Linked DNA regions of Mus musculus: region 2 is linked to region 1. The links are chromatin loops, found by intact Hi-C in ENCODE. Cell type or tissue: gastrocnemius. All regions are shown on one strand. Links, peaks and the distances in the headings refer to the core of each region. The heading gives the core; the rest is flanking DNA.

Region 1 (8,000 bases), core at 1-8,000:
CACAGACTTGAAACCGAATGAACTACAAGGGGCATGCAAGAAGCCAAACAAATCTTTTAAAATACTGAACGGACAAAGGCACTGAGCTGCCTCTCCACCTCCAAAACCACGCGAATGATGCACTTACTCAGCACGCACAAAGCCGTCTGGAGGTGCTGGGCGCAGTGGCTTACTAACCCTAGCCTCTGTCCTCAGAAAGTAGAGGCAGGAAGATGGAAAGCTCAAGGCCAACTTGGGATTCCTAAGATCTATCACAAAACCACAAAGGAACCAACAAACCCAGAACTAACTAGTGATGGTAAAACCATGCAAATAGCGAGGGCAGGGGGTGCATGAGCTTAGCCAGGAAGCTGCCATCACACAGTGGCTAGCTGTGTGGGCCGTAGAATGACTGTGGATGTATCATAATGCAAAAATACAATTGAAATGGTTTTAAATCAGAGCTAGGCTAGTGGTGGCGTGTGCCTTTAACCCCAGCACTCAGGAGGCAGAGGCAGGCAGATCTCTGACCTCATGGTCAACCTGGTCCACAGAGCCGAGTTTCAGGACAGCCCAAGGCTTCACTGAGAAACCCTGTCTTGAAACACCAAAACCAGGTATGGCTGAGGGGGGAAGAGACAATCCAGGCCAGGCATAGCACCAATCCAGATCCCACCAGACAGAGCCAGCTGGGAAGGCAGGCAAGGAGCAGGGGGCCTCGGCGGTTCTGGGTTGGGCTAAGCAACATGAGGCAGCCTCGCCAAGCCTGCCGGGAGAAGGACAATGCAGCTCAGCAGGTAGTGCTCCAGGATGAAGATGGATGGCTTGTGAGAAATGACCATTGACTTTGGGGGCTGAGAAACACTAACCCAACATTTATCGTTTGAAGAAACAACTGTACAAGCAAAGAGACCCTTTAGCCTTGGCCCTTGCTAACTTTTCAGTATCTCCTTACCTGCCGAACCCAGAGAGTAGCTGTCACTGGCTTGGGCTCCAGTGGGTCCTCAGAAGCCTGACTGACTACCCTTTGCAAAAAGCTTCGTCACATAGATGGCATAATGCTAGTCTCTGAATGTTTTACAGATTTTTTTTTATATACATTGCACCTAAAAAGTGTGTGTGCATGTGCGTGTGAGCATGTGTTGTTTATACCAGCAGGGATGCATATATGTATGTGAAGAACAACTCCGTTGCAGTTTGGGTGTCCAACTTATGTTGTCACAGGGTCTCTCACTGGCCTGGAGCTCACCAAGTAGGCTAGGCTGGGCGGGCCAGTGAGCCACAGACATTAGCCAGTTCCCATCTCCCCAGTGCTGGCATTACCGCGTACACCACCATGCCCGCTTTCTCATGTGAGCTCTAGGGAATCAAACAAGGTGCTGAGTCCTTGAATGGCCCCAGGGACTTGACCTAATTGGAAAGTTACTTTCCTATTGCTGGGATATGACACCATGACCAAGGCAACTTATAAGAGAACTTGTTGAATTCGGCTTAGGGTCCCAGAGGGTTAAATTCTATGGCGGGAAAGCATGGTAGTGGGTTGCAGGAACAGCAGCTGAGAGCCCCATGTCTTGATCCACAAGCAGGAGGCAGAGACCACACTGGTAACTGCATGTGTTTTATGAAACAGCAAAGCCCACCCGCGTGACACACCTCCTCTGACAAGGCCACACCTCCTAATCCTTCTCCAATTGTTCCACCAACTGGGGACCAAGTATTCAAATGTATGAGCCCCTGGGGGGCCATTCTCATCCAAACCACCATACTAACAAACAAAAGCACCTCTTGGAGAAGCTGAACACTCATTCAGTATATCAGCACATCCCAGCCCACAGCTGCACAGAACACTCAAATGATCTCATTGCTAGAAGCCCGAATACTGTTCTGACCACAGGTATATCACTGTCCTGGGAGAAGAGAGGGCAAGGCATCAGGGCAAAAGGGAGCCTTGTCCTCTTTTCCTCTTGGCAGTGAACCATCGTGAAGGGGGCCCATGGGTCTGCAGTTTTCACTCAGAGAGTCACACAATGGGCGCCAGGTGACTGGCACATTGGCCCTGGCAAAGAGTAGGGGTGCAGTGGGGGATTCAGAAGGGCAGAAAGGGGTAGGCCAGGGTTTACGTTCCTCAATGAGCCCTTGCAAAACCATATTATACCTGTGTATTTAGAAATTGTATATCTATGGCAATAATGTAAAAGTACAGATTAATGCATGTAGAAATTTGACCCCAAAGTAAACTCTCCCCCAAAAAAGGATATAACCTATAAGCAAAGAAAGCGGTGGGGGGAGAGACCCTGGGTACCTGACTGCCTTTGGGTAGTTGTGCGGAGCCGCCTAGCTGGAGTCTCCTAGGATCACAGAGGACAGAGGAAAGCAGGGCCTGTACTGCAGCCCCACAGCAGAATGGAGGGAGGTGACCAGGTGGAGGGAGGGAAGGAGCTCAAGTCGGATGCTGGGTCTGAGGGTATCAGAGAGGGTTCTCCTGCCTCCCTGCCTGTCTCTCCAGCCCCCAGGGCCAGCTTCCTGGTGTGTGGCCAGTGCCCTCGTGCAGGCTGCACCTACATGGGTCCGACAGACAGCTGATGATTCCCCGCTCTGATGCCAAAACATCCACACCAGCTGCTGAGGGGCTCTGTGTTTTCATCTTACACTGGATCCCATCCTGCGTCCCCACCCCTCAGCCCCTAAGTCCCCTTCTCTTCTGCCTGGACTGTCACAAACTCAGCTTCCTGGGCCTCTGGCCCTGCCCCTTCTGTAACTAGTATCACCACCCTGTACATGTCTTGGGCCCCTCCCTTTCTGTGGCAGAGCTCAGAGTTGGGCCCCGGAGACCCTGTGTACATTTGTTGGTGAGAGGCACCTGTGTACATCACGGAACAGAGCAGCAGCAGCAGCAGCAGCAGCAGCCTCTACCCTAAAACCATTTACATCACTGCCACTGTTCCCTGGTGGAGCCACCTGGAATCCCCAACCTTTTCAGACAGAGAAGAGCGCCCAGCCTAAGGGAGCGCCCTCCTTTTCCCAGCCTTGGCCCCTCTCCTCCTCCCGTTCCTGACCTCTTCCTCTCTCTCTAACCTTTCTCAGGTATCTGGCCCTGGCAACTGAACCAGACAGGCCTGATGCCCAAGAGGTGTCCCGCCCCAACTGGCATTTCCTTCTCCTTGACCCTGTAGCTGCTGCCACCACCCTCTGCACTCACAGTCCCCAGCACATTGCCCTCCAGTCCCTGCCACCTCCACGCAGCCCTGTCTCAGTCAGGGTTTCTATTCCTGCACAAACACCATGACCAAGAAGCAAGTTGGGGAGGAACGGGTTTATTCGGCTTACACTTCCTCACTGCTGTTGACCACCATAGAGGAATGTTACTTACTGGCTTGCTTATTGTTTGTTTGTTTTCGTTTTTTTTCGAGACAGGGTTTCTCTGTATAGCCCTGGCTGTCCTGGAACTCTGTCCTGGAACTCACTTTGTGGACCAGGCTGGCCTTGAACTCAGAGATCCCCCTGCCTCTGCCTCCCAAGTGCTGGGATTAAAGGCCTGTGCCACCCTGTCCGGCTTCTTTTTTTTTTTTTTTTTTAAGATTTATTTATTTATTCTATGTAAGTACACTGTAGCTGTCTTCATACACCCCAGAAGAGGGAGTCAGATCTCATTACGGGTGACTGTGAGCCACCATGTGGTTGCTGTGATTTGAACTCAGGACCTTCGGAAGAGCAGTCGGATGCTCTTACCCGCTGAGCCATCTCATCAGCCCCCCTGTCCGGCTTCTTAGCTTGCTTTCTTATAGAACCGGAGACTACCAGCCCACAAGGGGCCCTCCCCCCTTGATCACTAATTGAGAAAATGCCTTATAGCTGGATCTCATGGAGGCATTTTCTCACCTGAAACTCATTTCTCTGTGATAACTCCAACCTGTGTCAAGTTGACACAAAACCAGCCAGTACCCTCCACCCTGGTGTTCAGCCTGAGGCTGGTCTTCAAGAAGGCGTAGGGGGAAGAGGGCATATGGGGAACTACACTGTTTTCAGAGGTGAGGGCCAGACTCCCTACCCCCACTCCCGGTTGGAAAACCACAGTAAATATCTTCAGTAAAAAGCAAGGTCCTGGGAACAAGGCAGATGCCCACAGTGCCTCCCTGGGCAGCACAACTCACACTGACCACCAGGTGGCGCTAAGTTCCCAAGTTCTGGCAGACCTACAGGCTCCACAGCTGGATAAGGCTGGAGCTGGAAATCACCAGAACTTGCCAGAATGCAGCGGTAACACAGAAGGTGGGTGGGTCCTCCCTGTCTCCTCTGGCCCTCTAGGTGTTTTCCTGTCAGTCACTAGTGGACTCTACACCTTCCAAGCTGCAGGTCAGCTCTTCCCCAAGGGAGAGAGGCCGTGAATAAAGCAATGTCGGAAGAAAACAGCAGAACTGGATTCACCCCCTCCCCACTATGCCCTCAGCACTTGCTAAAGGCAGGTTTATGTAGGAACTGCTCTTAGTCCTATTTCACAGGCGAGAGAGCTGAGGCACGGAGAGGCTGCAGAGCTTAGCCCATGCACTTTGAGCTCTCTGGCTCCCCAGGAGAGATAGCCTATTGACAGTCTCTTTTTGCAGGTGACTTGAGGTCCAGAGACTAAGTGTCTTTCTCTTTCCTCCTCCTCCGCTTTTTAAGTTTTATTTCGAGACAGGACTTCTCTGTGGAGCATTGGCTGTCTTTGAACTCACTCTGTAGACCAGGCTGGCCCTGAAAACACAGAGATCTGCCTTCTTCTGCCTCCCTGCACTGCTAGCCCTGAAAGATGGGACACTGTGAAGTACCAGAGTTATAGTCATCTCACCACACAGATGAAGGAACTCAGTCCCAGAGAGGGGAATCATTTATCCCTGGGTGGTGCAGAGGCGAGAGAGCGCGTGCCCGCGCATGTTCAGCAAGAAGGTGCAGTGCTCAAAGACTGCCAGAAGAGGGCATCGGATCCCCTAAAACTGGAGTTAGAAACATCTGTGTGCCCCCATGTGTGTACTGGGAACCAAAACTGCTCTGTAAGAGCAGCCAGTTGTTCTTTTGGCTGCGAGCCTCTCCTTTAACAGCTGAGCCATCTCTCTAGCACCCCCCCCTTTTTAACGTGGGGTGGGCACAACTACACACGTGTGAAAGTAAGACAACCACATTCACAGGTCAGTTTTCCCCTTCTGTTATTTGGGTCTTTGGGATTGAACTCAGTCAGGCCGGAAGGTGAATGAGTGTCTCTACCTGTCACAGAACCATGTCGCCAGCCCTGTGATGTTTCTTTCTGTCCCTAACCATCCCAGGAGCCTTGTGGCCCTCCTCACACAGCCGTCTGCCTTCCCTTTCCTGCTCCAAAGCCATCCTAGCCTTCTCTATAAACCTGCTCACAGCCCATGAGGGGCTGGGATATGTGTGATGGCCTCTTGCTTGTCAGTTTGACTACATCTAGAATGAACTAAACCCCAAGGGCTGTGAGGAATTTTTGTTTGTTTGTTTTTGTTTTTCGAGACAGGGTTTCTCTGTATAGCCCTTGCTGTCCTGGAACTCACTTTGTAGACCTTGAACTCAGAAATCCGCCTGCCTCTGCCTCCCGAGTGCTGGGATTATTTGGCTTATTTTGGATTTTTTAAAAAAACATTTATATGAGTACACTGTAGCTGTCTTCAGACACACAAGCCACTATGTGGTTGCTGGGAATTGAACTCAGGACCTCTGGAAGAGCAGCCGGTGCTCTTAATGGCTGAGCCATCTCTCCAGCCCCTCATTCTGGATCTTTTGAGGTCAGAAGATCTGGGCCACGCCCTCTGCTGGCAACCTATATAAATATGAGCAAAGACTGAAGCTTGCTCTCTGTGCCTGCTTGCCCTCACTCTCGCTGGCAGGTCTGTTCTTTCGCTGACATTAGAGCTGCCTCCTTCAGGCTTCCAGCATACACTGAAGTCCAGCTGAGACACCAGCTTCCAGGATTGATCAGCTGCCGGCACATTCTTGAACTTTCCACTGGTAGACAGCCATTTTGGGGCCACACAGCTGACCGTAGTGTGTAAACCATCTTAATTGTCCTTCTATCTGTCCACTCTATTCCGATCCTTTAGGGAACCTGACCGACAGGTATGGGATGTCAGATTCTTACTTGTAATTGTCCCTAGGACAAGCTGGGGCGGGACCAGAGGACAAGGTGGGAGGCCATTCCTCTCAGTAAACCCACTGAAAAGATTCCATTCGAGACCCAGGGTCTAGGTCTGGGTTATAAAAATTCATCTCTGATGCTGCTGCCACCTCCTTACCACTCCCACCCCCGCCCTCCACCCATACACTGAACCCTGGCCTCTGCTGCCTGCCCTGAGGGGCATCCTGTGGTTGCTTAGAAACCTTCTTTTCTGTTTCAGCCTTGGCCTCTTCCTCCTGGGCTGCTGGGCCACCTTCTCCCTCTACCTCTCTCTTCCACCTGGATGGCTAGGTCATTCCTCGATCTCACCTGTGTGTACCAAGGGTTTAGCACCGAGCCAGCTCTGTGTTGTGAGATGGTTCAAATCTAGTTCTATCATTCTATGCTGTGCTGCCTCCTACAAATTCTTCAACCTCTCTGAGCTTTGTTTTTCACTTGCAAAGGGATTGTAGTGAGAATCTGCACACCAATATGCACAAAACAAGCGAGCAAACAGTATGAGGTGGCTATCCAGTGAAGGTGACTGAGCACTCTAATGTATGCCTTTTAAAAATCTGTATATATACATGTATATGTACTTATTGTTGTTTTGGTTTGGTTTGTTTCCTGACAGGGCCTTACTATGTAGCCCTGGCTGTCCTGGAACTCACTCTGTAGACCAGGCTAGCCTCAAACTTTAGAGATCTGCCTGCCTCTGCCTCCCAAGTGCTGGGGTTAAAGACTTACTACCACTCCTGGCTATTTATTTTTTATTTTTAATTAAAAGAAAAGAAGTCAGCAGACTCCCTGTCCTCCTATTCTTTCCTCTACCCTGATGTGTCCAGAGGGATCACCGAAAAACAACCCGACCCATTTACACACATCACCACCTGCTCAAAAGCCACCTGTGAGCCAGGCACACGCCTGCCATCCCAGCACTCAGGAAGGAGAAGCAAGTGGATCTCTGTGAGTTCAAGGCCAGCATGGTCTACATAGATAATTCCAGGCTAGCCAGTAACATTGTGAGACCCCGTAGGAAAAGAGGAAGAGAGAGAGAGAGAGAGAGAGAGAGAGAGAGAGAGAGTGAGAGAGAGAGAGAGAGAGAGAGAAGCCACCAAGGACTCCCTGGTATCTGGGCATTCAGGTCCCACTCTTTACCAGTGCCTCTCAGGCCCTTCCTCTAGCTCTTCCCTGGGTCGTTTCTCCTTTAATTTAGTCTCCACTGCAATCCTGTGGGTCCGGGTCTCTCCCAGGACAACCAGGGTTTCCTTTCCAGCGCCTGAGCTCATGTTGTACACGAGTCGAACAAATACACTTTTGTTGCCCAAACAAAATGCCTGTGTGTTACTTTTGGTCTCTTTTCTGCAGTGCCTCTTGTCTAAGCATGCCTGCCACTCTCCAGCCTGGCTCTGAACAGCCTCCCGTTGCTGATCATTGGCAGGGACGTTGGACCCACCTCAGGTGCCTGCTGGTGCCTCATCTCAGGGGGCGCCTTGAATATCATGTGTCCAGAGTCTAGCTTGGCTATCGTTCCAAGGTCATTCACACCCCTCAGTTCCTAAGAGGGGCATTGAGTGGATTTGCTAATGGCAGCCTTGCTTGCCCAGGGCCTACTCCATTTCCTAGGCTTCCCATGGTTCCTCGGAATTGCAGGCTGTCCTCCAGGCCACATCACAGAGCTAGGGGAGATCCTACCATCAGAGAGAGTCATGGGAGACAGGGAGGAAGACAGGTGTGAGCATGCCTCTATAAGGCCCCACCAAGTCTTTCCAGCTCCAACAACTGGGCGCCTGGCCCCCGATGACGCCCTTTTACCCGTCTCTGATGCTAGTTAGTTTACGCTGAACCGACTCCGGCCTCCAGGGAAGTCAATTTATGC
Region 2 (11,617 bases), core at 2,233-10,232, 120 kb after region 1:
CCAGGCCCTCACGCCCCTCCCTTCCCCCATATAAACCTCCTTTAACCAGATCTGTTACATAGGGTGATTTCTCAGAGGCATCTTGGCATGGGCCAGCCATGTACAACCTCACCCCTGGTGCTTATACACTGTATTATATTCCATAGCATACAATATTTTTTTTGAGACAGGGTTTCTCTGTGTAGCCCTGGCTGTTCTGGCACTCACTTTGTAGACCAGGCTGGCCTCGAACTCACCTCGAATCCACCTGCCTCTGCCTCCCGAGTGCTGGGATTAAAGGCGTGCGCCACCACGCCCGGCTGCATACAGTATCTTGCTAGCTCTCTTTTTTCTTTTTTTAAATTTATTTATTTATTTATTTATTTATTACATATAAGTACACTGTAGCTGTCTTCAGACACACCAGAAGAGGGAGTCAGATCTCATTATGGATGGTTGTGAGCCACCATGTGGTTGCTGAGATTTGAACTCAGGATCTTCAGAAGAGCAGTCAGTGCTCTTAACTGCTGAGCCATCTCTCCAGCCCCATCTTGCTAGCTCTCATTTGAATTTTTTAAAAATATGTCTTGACTTTTTATTTACTTACTTTGGGGTGTGTGTGTATGGGGGGGGGGGGGAATCTCCAATGGCCACCAGAAGCTGATCAGAGGATGACACTCTCCACCCCATGGAAATCCGTTTTCTCTTTCTACCTGTGGGTCCCAGGGTTAGCTTGTCTGGCTTGCTGGAAAGTACCTTTTCCAGCTGAGCTACAAGGAACGGTTACAGTGGACTGGGCTGCTCCTGCTCAGAACACTGGCCAGACCCATGTCTCTGTATGGGCCATGTCTGTATATCTGTCTGTGCATCTGGCCGGACATGTCTGCATATCTCTTACTCACCTTGTGGTTGGGGACTTGTTGAAGTCTGGGGTACTTCAGAGGAGAGGGTACGCTGGGCCTCAGGCACCAGGTGCTCTCAAGTGACCCCTGTCTCAGAGTAACTAATTAATCATCAAGCTGTTTAAAGATTTACAAAGACAGAGCAGTGGAAGGCTTAACCAGCGTGTTGACGGGGACCCGGAGGGGTGTGCGGCAGTTACCCCTTTGCTGGCTGCTCCTGGACACCATGGCAGAGGAGGGGGCAGTGCGAGAGACTGGCTTTACCTCTCTACCCCCTGCTTCTCCCCAAACCCCTGCTGCTTTCTAAGGAACAGGGTGGGAGGTGGGGGTGGGATGGGTTCCAAAGAGAGGGAGGTCTGAACCAGTGCAGAAAATCCTACTGAGAACGAGAACTCTGGCCTTGCATCAGACCTCCCATAAGAGAGTTGTGTGACCTTCAGTGACTCTCTCCTTCCCTTTGAACCTCAGTGTCTATATATACAAAGTGAAAAAATGGGAAGCTTTGAGAATATGTTTGTTTGTTTAAAGAGTTATTATATTTAATTTTTTATTATTTATTTATTTATTTACATTGGGTTTTTGGTTTTTTTTTTTTTTTTTTAGTTTTTGTTTTGTTTTGGGTTTTTTTTTGTTTGTTTGGTTGGTTGGTTTTGGTTTTGGTTTTTAGACAGGATTTCTCTGTGTAGCCCTGGATAGTCTATAATTCATTCTGTAGATCAGACTGGCTTCAGACTCAGAGATCTGCCTGCCTCTGCTTCCTGAGCGCTGGGATTAAAGGCGTGCGCCACCACTGCCCACAGTGTGTGTGAGTTGCCTGGCTGTATTTCTCTTTGCCATGTGGGTGCAACACCCTTGGAGGCCTGAAGAGGGTGTGAGACTCCCTGGAACTGAAGTTACAGATGGTTGTTAGACTCTATGGGTACTGTGAACCCAACAGAGCCCTCTGGAAAACCAGCCAGGCCTCTTAACTTCTAAGCCCTCTCTCCAGCCCCAAGACTTTGAGAATTAGAGAGGAAGACTGGAGACAGCATCTGCCGAGGGGGCGTCTGGAACCTGATACTTGGGTTCTCAATGGCGATCCCCAAGCCCCCAGGTTCTGGCAACCCCCTCTCTTCTGAGATTAGCCGTCAAGTTCAGTTCTAAGCCTTAGAGAAGACAAAATGACCCTTTCCCCAGGTCCAAACACTGAGTTAACTTCCTCACCTAGGCCAGTCCTTATTTGTCAGGGGGTGGGGCCAGGAGGAGACGGACAGGGTTGTCCTCTTTCCTTGGCTTGGGTGCAGCCACAGCCATAGTTGGGGAACCACAGATGACCTGAGACCCAGAGAGGGGCAAGAATTCCCTAGACTACACCAGCCAAGGCACCTCCAGCTTTCTTCTGTTTCCCATGTTCATTATTCAGCAGAGCCCAGACCTGCCCAGCACTGCCCCCCCACCTCTCTCTCTCTCTCTCTCTCTCTCTCTCTCTCTCTCTCTCTCACACACACACACACACACACACACACACACACACACCACACACACACACACACACACACCCCTCCCAGCAGTCTGGACAACCACTCCTCCAGAAGTAGCACAGGGTTAGTCTGTGAGCCACAGTGAGTCAGGTGTGGGAAAGACCCATGACATCATCCAGTAGCCCTGGGCCACCTTGGGGGCTCATGAGACAATCTCTGGACTGGCTGGGGAATCCCGGAAAGGCTAGTGTCTGCTCCCTTGACAGTAAGAGAGACGCGTAGGTAGATGGGGACTGTCCCGGAGGCTTCAGGCCCTGGCTGAACTCCCTGGCCCTCCAAAGTAGCTTTAGGCAAACAGGTTCAGATTACCCAACTCCTTCACCCCAGCTGCCATGAAGAGAGAAGCAAAGAAAATGTCTTAAACAACAGATGGAGGCCCTGGCTAAGCACTTGGGCCTGGCGGGGGTCACCTGCTAGGTCATCTACCTGAGTTGTCTAAGCTTTCCTGACTGTGACAACCAGATCAAGGTCCAGGCACAGAAGTACCAAAGACAAGGGCTCAAATCCTAAACATCTCCAGCTGTGGGACCTGGGGTCCACACGCATCCCTGGGCCTCAGTTTCCCCTTCTGTATGTGGTGGTTGGGGAAGAGCCAGAAAGTGCAGACACCAAGTCCGGGTATGGAAAACAGCAAGGCTCTGGGGGAAGAAAGCTTAGTCTGGGACTGAGGGGTCCAAAGCCAGAGAAGGGAGGACAGCGACCAGAGAGCGCTCCAGTGTGGCAGGCAAGGAAGCAAAGGGGGGGCAAGCAGGAAGATGCTCCCCGCCCACCCACCTGCCAGTGGGAACCTTTCTCTCAGAACCCTGTGGGGGCCTGTGGGAGAGGAGCCGGCAGCAGGCCTCTGGAAAGAAAGAGGAAAATGCCTTCAGGCAAATTGTTCTCGATCCTTAGAACAAACAGTGAGCGGTGATGGTGGCAGGCAAAATTACCACTCCATAGGGAGGAGGGAGAACCTACTGAGGATGTGGTGGTTCAGCTCCTGAAGGACCCTAGAGTGGTCAGAGATCATCTGAACAGGTGGGCAAACTGAGCCTCAGAGGGAGGCTAGAACATCACTAAAGTGCCACGCCCAGGCAGCGGTGCACCAAATCCAATGTCCCTCTCCATTATTCCTCCCAGACCCAAAGGGAAAGCTTAGGTTTGGGGTGGGGTGGGGGGGCGCCTGTGAAGGCTTGCCACGCCCCCCCCCCCATCCTCAACTTCTCTTCCCCTGTTCCGGGCTCTGATCTCTGACCCACAGTGTTCTGAGGGCCTGGGCTGCCAGATGAGGGAGCCAGCAAGGGGGAGTCATGCGCTGACATTCCCAGACAGGCCTGGCACATTCCTGCCAGAGTGTCACTCTGCCCCCCCTAGCGCCCCACCCGTGCCCCGCACACAGTGCCCATTGTCTGCCCCAGACACTTTGAGCTGCCGCTGCCTCCGGCCTCCAACACCTCCCCACATCCTCCCATTCCCAGGTGGGGCCCCACAAGTCCAAACATCCATCTTTTGGTTTCTGACCCCAAAGAGTAGTGATGCCATTTCTTGGGAACCAAGGAAAGGTCAGAGAAGGAAAGTGGTCTGCAGCAGGCCACACGGACTGCCGGAAACCCTAGACCCCCTCAGTTCAGACCTTCTCCCACCTTCCACCTGGCTGGGTACCACTGCCTGTCAGCTCAGGCCTGGATCTCCTGTACCTCTGCCTCATTGGCCACTGGCGACCCTGCAGCCCAGCCCACGTGTGCATACCTCTGTTTTACAGACCAGGAGTGTGACTCAGGAAGGGGAGCCCTTGCCAAGGCCACCCAGAAAGGAAGCAGCTGAGATCTAGCCCAGGTCAACAGCGTGAATCCCCAGCCCACGCTCTTTCCACCTCCTGTGGGGAACAGCTCAGTGTAGAGGGTGGGAGGCTCTCAGAACAGTCAGGGGAGAAAGTGGATCCAAGGGAGCCTAGCTGGAAGGCGGGGCAGGTTTGTCAAGCTGGCCAGGACAGGCATGCCTAGTTATCCACCCATGAAACAGATGCCAAGTCTGGCCAGGATGCAGATACAGCTCCATTTAGGATCTGTAACACCTGGGAAGACGCACGCATGCAGTATTGACCTGCCCTAAGGGACTGGAGAGATGGTGTCAGAGGATAAATGCTCCACAGGTGGCAAAGGCCCTCAGTACAAGCCGTCAAGCCCCCTCCCCCTCTAGGCTCACTCAGCCTTCATGGCTAATTAGGGCTCATCATGACACAGCCACTCCTTCGAGTGTTTGAGAGTCTTCGTATTTACTCCTGCCTCCCGGGTTACCCTTCCAGCAGAGAGCCTCAACTCTTCTCTCTTCCTTTATGCAGTCTTAGTATCAGATCAGACTACCTTGGAGAAGAGCAACTTTGCACTTAGCAGCTTCCCAACAAGCAGTCCCTTCCAGCATCCAATGCAGATGCAGCTCCCAGGAGCACATAGCACCCAGCACTGGTATCTCCAGCACCCAGCGCTCCTGTCCCCATCCCGTGTGTCCTGTGCTCAGTCCTCTCCACTCTCACCTATGGCAGGTTGATGCCCTGGTTTCTGCTCACCCTAGATAGGATAGGATTTTTGATTTTTTGCTGGGTGACGTAGGGAGGGACAAGAAGAATCAAGACTGGTGATTGGATTTTTAACTCTACCTGCCTGGTCCCTGTTGCTTCTTCCCCCTGAGACAGCACCAGGATGGATCGGATCGTAGCTACCCCTGCTCCATGAGCATCCACTCCGGCTCTCTCACCAGGAGCCCCAATTTCTTTTGACCTTCACAGAAATGGGCCCATGTGAGAGGCCACCAGGGAATAGACACTGTTCCATCCCCACTGGCTCTCTGCACTGGGTGAGATGTCACGTTCTGTGCACTACAGACCAGGTGGTTTAGCTTAAGCAGTCGGTAAAGAGCAATATCAGCCATTGGGTAGCTACGGTCCTGAACAGGCACAGCCTTTGGTTACAGCACTTGGGAAAGAGGCAGGTGAATCTCTGTGAACTTGAGGCCAGCTTGATCTACAGGGCAAGTTTAGGTACAGCCAGGGATATACAGAGAAACCCTGTCTGGAAAGAGAGAAAAGAAAAGAAAAGGAGTGGGGGGGGGGACAAAGAGACAGAGAGAGAGATAGACAGAGAGAGGCAAAGAGGGAAACACAAAGAGAAACAGAGGGAGCGGCGGCAGGGTGGGAAGAAGGAAGGAAGGAAAAACAAAGAAGAAAAGGAAGCCACAGTTACTTGTGCGGAGAGCAGCTTCTGAGGGTGGTGGGAGGCAGGTGGGCCCAGGACTGCCTTAGAGACAACAGCTGTGTAGCACCTGAGCATGGCTGGCACCTGGAGCCACCAAAGTCCAGACATCCTAGGGTTAGCCACAAGATTTTTTTTTTAAGATGTATTTATTTCATTTATATGAATACACTGTAGCTATCTTCAGACACACCAGAAGAGGGCATCAGATCCCATTACAGATGGTTGTGAGCCACCATGTGGTTGCTGGGAATTTAACTCAGGACCTCTGGAAGAGCAAGCAGCCAGTGCTCTTAACCACTGAGCCATGTCTTCAGCCCCCAGTATCCACAATATTGATGGAACTATTTTTCATTGCTTCAAGCTGCAGAGCCACGTGCTCTGGCTGGGGCGTCCTGGCTCTCCTCACCAGGACCTCTCTTTGGATGGACCAGAGAGTGAAAGCGACTTGTACAAGGTCACACAGCTGGCCAGGTGTGAGGACAGAGTCCCTGTCTGCCCTGGAGACTCCTGCCCTACCCTGACCTCTGGGTGCTCCAGATCTGCATGGAAAGGTCTGTCTGTCCCCAGAACATGAAACCCCACACCCAAACAACCTACTGAGAGGTGGCCAGAAAGGAGACTAGCCCCTGAAGGCTCTCAGGAAGAAGTGTTCCTGGCACAGAGCCAGAGGAGCCTGAAGCAAGGTAAACCCCACCTGAAGTCACTGTCTTTCCGGCGGTGACATCATTAGCACAGCTGGAGGACTGAGCAAGCTGAGGCAAAGCCAACTGGGTGTCTACAAACACAGCAGTAGTAAAAAAGAAAAGAAAAGCAAGCCCCATCAGCAACCCCAACTGGGGGCTAAGCGGGGCCGTGGGCCTTGAGAACTAGAGGCCCTCGGGGTGGGGAAGGTGTTCTTGGTTGCACAGCAAATCAGAAGCAGGCCCAAGGTAAGAAGCCAGTCTCCCAGGAAGGTGTTCTGCCGTCCAGGCCAGCACCCTGGGACGGACGGCTCTCTACTTTCTCCTTGCACTCAGGGAACTCTGGTGGAGCCTGGAAGTGCCTCTCCATCTTTAACATGCAGTCCGGGGGAGGGGCGCGAGGGGCGGGGCGAGGGGGCGCTGGAGAAATGGTTCAGGAGTTTCCAGCACCAATGCTCTTCTGGAGGACTCAGGTTTAATTCTTGCATTCAAATAGTAGCAGACAACCGGCTATAACGCCAGTTCCTGAGGGTCGGACGCCCCCTTCTGGCCTTCTTGATCACTGCATGCATGCAGTACACCTATATACAGATAAAACACCCAACCGTATAAAATACCAAAACCAACAACAAAAATCTTTGTTGTTGTTGGGTGTTTTTGTTTGTTTGTTTTTTGAGACAGGGTTTCTCTGTGTAGCCCTGGCTGTCCTGGAACTCTCACTTTGTAGACCAGGCTGGCCTCCAGCTCAGAAATCCGCCTCTGCCTCCCGAGTGCTGGGATTAAAGGCGTTGCCACCATGCCCAGCTCCAGAAAGCTTTAATAAAATAAAATAATATCGTTTCAGACCCTCACATCTCCCTGTGTTCTGTCACTGGTGAGCATGATTACAATTCAGTTTTCAAATTTCAGGTTGGTTTTTGTTTGGTGAATTTGGTTTTTTCAAGACAGGGTTTCTCTGTGTAGCCCTGGATGGCCTGGAACTTGCTATAAAGGTACACACTTCCACCACACCCAGCTAATTTTAGGCTTTTTTTTTTTTTTTAAAGACAAGGTCACACTATGTAGCCTTAGCTGGCTCTATTTGCTATGTAGACCAGGCTAGCCTCAGAGATCCTCCTGCCTCTATCTCCCAGGTGCTGGGATTAAAGGTGTATGCCACCATGTTTGGCCTATTTTAGATACCGCCCCCGCCCCCCAACTGGGGGGTCACTGGGTCTCATGTAGTCCAGAACTGGCCTTGAGCTCCTGTTCCTCTTGCCTCCACTTCCTGTGTGCTGGGATTACAGGTGTGGGAAACCACAGTGAGCTACAGGGCTGTATTTACCCCACAGCAAGTGGCAAATGCTACTAACCTGGGATCCCGCCTCCCACCAGGGATCAGACATTAGCCGGCCCAGCTCTGCTACATCAAAGCTAATAGCAGTGTTCTCTCTAGAGACCTCCAGAGTAGCCACCTCTGTCCCTCCTAAGCCCATCCTTTGTCATCTGCACCCTATTCCCCTCCCAACCTTCTTCAGCCTATCCTCCACCAGTAGCCCCTAAATCTTTCAAAACTTAAAAGAGGAGCTGGAGAGATGGCTCAATGGTTACCACCCACATCATGGTGTCAAAGCACCTGCAACTCCAGTTCTAGGGCACCTAGCGCCCTCTTCTGGCCTCCACTGGCACCACCATGCACATGAGGCGCAGACAAACACACAGGAAAAACACGCACATACAAACAAAAAACAAAAAAAAAAAAAACAAACAAAACAAAACAAAAAACCCTAACCAATGAATCCTGCCAGCCTGACCTTCCCAGCCTCAGGTCTCTGCCTGATCTATGCCTTCTCTGGGACTGGTCCAGGCACTGTGTCTGCTTCCTAACTCTCATCATCCATTTCCTAGGCAAGGCACCTTCTCTGGGAGACCCCAACAACCACTGCTGTATCTTCCCATGAAGTGCTTTCCGCACCACTCCCCCCCAAACACCAGGGTGTCCTCGCTGTGGAGGGTGGTGACCCTTTGTGGACAGGGTTTCTTGTTGTCTCTCAGGACCTATATCCCAGCATTCAGTGCAGGCCCAGAATGTAGATGTTCAATAATGCATAGGATTGGTAAATCATGGCTTCCATAGAAGGTTACAAAAGACTCAAGCTGTGGTCACTTGTACCCATGGAAGGCCTGTAATGATGATCTAGGAGGGAAGGGAGAGGGGACCCAACCCACCTGCCAAGTATCTCCAGAACATAGCTTCCCTCTTCCCTCCTTCCAGCCCCACGTCTAGCCTCTGCCTATCCCTTCTCACAGCAACCTCTTGCCCCAGGGTTTGTGGGGAGCAATTAAGAGGAATTCCTGGCCAGGAGTCAGAGGTGGCGCCCCGGCAGGCTGGCAGGATACAACAATAAGCATATGCCAGGACTGTTCCAAATTCCATCTCCCACAGCCCTGTGCAGAGCTGCCACGTGGGACCAAGAGTGATGGGAGCACCCCCAAAGCAGGGGGACACTTGGGGCATTGTACGGGGGTAAAGAAGACAGGCAAGTGCAGAATGCAGCAGAGGAAGGAAATTACAACCCCAGCAAGAGGCAGGCAAAATGTGGGTGTCGGTCTGTAATCATACACCAGCAACCAGGGAAAGGGCAAGCCCCCAAAGCGCTGATTAATATGAGGCCCATAGGAAAACTTCTGGCTGAGCCGAGAAAGTTCTGGGTGCCCTGGTCCTCAATGAGACAAGAACTACCCCTAGCCCTGTCTGTGCCTGGGACCCCACTTATTCAGAGATGTCTACAAGAGGGCTCTAGAATGTTCAGTCATTCTTCATGCAGTAGCAAGAAGGGTACAGGCATAGTGGTGCAAACCTTTAAATGCCAGCACTTGGAAGGATCTCTGTAAGTTCAAGGCCAGCCTTGGTTTGCACCTCAAGTTTCAGGACAGTCAGGACTACATAGTGAGATTCTATCTCAGAATGAAACAAAAATAAACAAAAAAATGTAAAGGAGAGAAAGGGGCTCAGGAGATGGCTCTGGGGTTAAGAGCAATAGTTGTTTTCTCAGCAGACCCAGGTTTAGTTCCCAGCATCCACATGGTAACCCACAGCCGCCTGTAACTCCAGTCCCAGGATATCTGATGCCTATGTCTGGCCTCCTCAGGCACCAGGCATGTACAAACTGAATATATATATGCAGGCAGGCAAACACTCATATAATAAAAATAAATTTTGAAAGAAAGAAAGAAAGAAAGAAAGGAAGAAAGAAAGGAAGAAAGAGAGAGAGAGAGAGGCAGGAGGTGGACCAGTTAAGATCACTTGCTGGTTGTGAAGAGGACCTAGGTTCGGTTCCTGGCATGCACGTCATGGCTCACAAACATCTGTGACCCCAGTTCTAGGGATCCAGTGCCTTCTTCAGTCCTCCCTGAGCACCAGTCATGCACATGGTACAATACATACATGTAGGCAAAACACTCATACATAACATTTCAAAAAGGAAAAAGAAAAAGAAAGAGAGAAAGAAAGAGAGAAAGAAAGAAAGAAGAGGAAAGGAAAGAAAAAAGAAAAGAAAAGAAGAGGAGAGGAGAGGAGAGGAGAGGAGAGGAGAGGAGAGGAAAGGAAAGGAAAGGAAAGGAAAGGAAAGGAAAGGAAAGGAAAGGAAAGGGGGGCTGGAGTGATGGCTCAGTGGTTAAGAGCACCAGCTGCTCTTCTGAAGGTTCTGAGTTCAAATTCCGGCAACCACATGGTGGCTCACAGCCATCTGTAACAGGATCCGATGCCCTCTTCTGGTGTTTGATGACGGCTACAGTGTACTTTACTGTGCACTTATATACATAAAATAAATAAGTAAATTTAAAAAAAAAAAAAGAAGAAGGGGCTGGAGAGATGGCTCAGTGGTTAAGAACACTGACTGCTCTTCCAGCGGTCCTGAGTTCAATTCCCAGCAATCACATGGAGGCTCACAACCATCTGTAATGGGATCTTCTGGCATGCAGACATATATGCAGATAGAGCACTTGTGTATAAAATAAATAAATAAAATCTTTTAAAAAAAAGAAAGAAAAGAAAGCAAGAAAGGAAGGAAGGAAGGAAGGAAGGAAGGAAGAGAAGGAGGAGGAGGAGGAAGGGGAGGAGGAGGAAGAGGAGAAAGGTCCCAACGGGGAGAAGTCATGTCTGAGCTTGTGAAAGATTCCCTTCTGGTCTCTGGGACACGCCCTTGTCCTTGTCACTCCCCCTGGGTCTGGTCCAGGTGTGATTGGTTCAGACAACAGCCCCTTCCCAGCTGTCAGCACCCAAGCTGTCACCAATGCCTGCACTAGTGTGCCTGGCTTGCCACCATTGTTCCTCCCCCACTTGCAGTGTCGCCCCAGAACATCAATGCCTTTGAAAAATTATTATTTTTTAATTATTTTATTTCTATGTTATGTGTACAGGCGTTTTGCCTGTGTGTATGTCTGTGCAGTGTGTGCATACAGTGCCTACAGAATCCAGAAGTCATCAGATCCCCTGGACCTGGAGTCACAGACAGATGTGAGCAACCATGTGAGTGCTAGGAATGGAACCAGGGTCCTATGGAAGAGCAACCAGTGCTCTGAACCAAGTCCTTTCAACCAGACTATCCCAGAAAGGACCATTGACTGCTGGACTGTTTCCCATTCTATCTCTGAGAACTTCAAGACTCAAACATTCTCCGAAGCTTGCTTTGCTCCTTTCCTGACCTTTCAGCTACGAGCAAGTCTAAAAGCTCAGACAAGAATTAGAGCAAAGCCAGGCAGTGGTGGCACACACCTTTAATCCCAGCACTTGGGAGGCAGAGGCAGGCAGATTTCTGAGTTCGAGGCCAGCCTGGTCTACAGAGTCAGTTCCAGAACAGCCAGGGCTACACAGAGAAACCCTGTCTGGAAAAACAAACAAACAAGACAAAACATAAAGATCTAGAACAACAGAAATCTGGGGACTGGGATTTGGAATGCAAGGCCCTTAGAAGCTGAAACCCTTCCAATCCTAATTCCCTGTGTTCCAGGCCGGAGTCCCCGAGCTTCCCACCATGCAGACTAATGTGCTGCAGCGAGACAGGGCATGCGCTGGTAGGGAACATCAGGCCAGTACCTTGAGCCTGGCCTGCAAACAGGATGGGACAGGAAAGAGACAGGGCATTTGTGAGCAAAACCAGGGTGCTGGAGGCCTCTCCTCCTCACTCGAGAGGCCAGGAGAGATACAGGAGAGAAGAGCAGATGCCAAAGGGTTGGCGGAGGGTGTGTGGTCACCGGGGGTGGCGGGATCTTTCCCCTGGAATTTTCTCCTGGCAGGAAAGGCCCACCCTCCTAGGAATGGAAAA

What was found. Peaks named below come from ENCODE experiments on the same cell type or tissue, not always from the same donor. Only the 100,000 strongest peaks of a DNase experiment are listed, where the experiment ranks them.
Region 2: a loop joins it to region 1, with 5 times the contacts of the local background. A loop is called at or near these places in 40 of 42 quality-filtered maps.

The regions. Positions count from the first base shown.
Region 1 is chr15:79,942,062-79,950,061 of GRCm38, forward strand. It overlaps a transcript of Cbx7 not described here. Among named protein-coding and RNA genes, the nearest start is that of Cbx7, 13 kb to the left of the region's middle. RefSeq lists an enhancer at 7,876-8,000. In gastrocnemius, for the core only: CTCF peaks have their summits at 4,130 (motif pointing right), 4,919 (motif pointing right) and 5,792 (motif pointing left); DNase peaks (open chromatin) are centred at 4,148, 4,937 and 5,785; H3K27ac peaks cover 4,725 bases.
Region 2 is chr15:80,058,800-80,070,416 of GRCm38, forward strand. It overlaps Gm41362 (a long non-coding RNA gene), which reads right to left and starts at 955. Exons shown (of 3, transcript XR_875493.1): 1 at 882-955. In gastrocnemius, for the core only: CTCF peaks have their summits at 6,859 (motif pointing left) and 7,962 (motif pointing left); a DNase peak (open chromatin) is centred at 6,851; H3K27ac peaks cover 778 bases.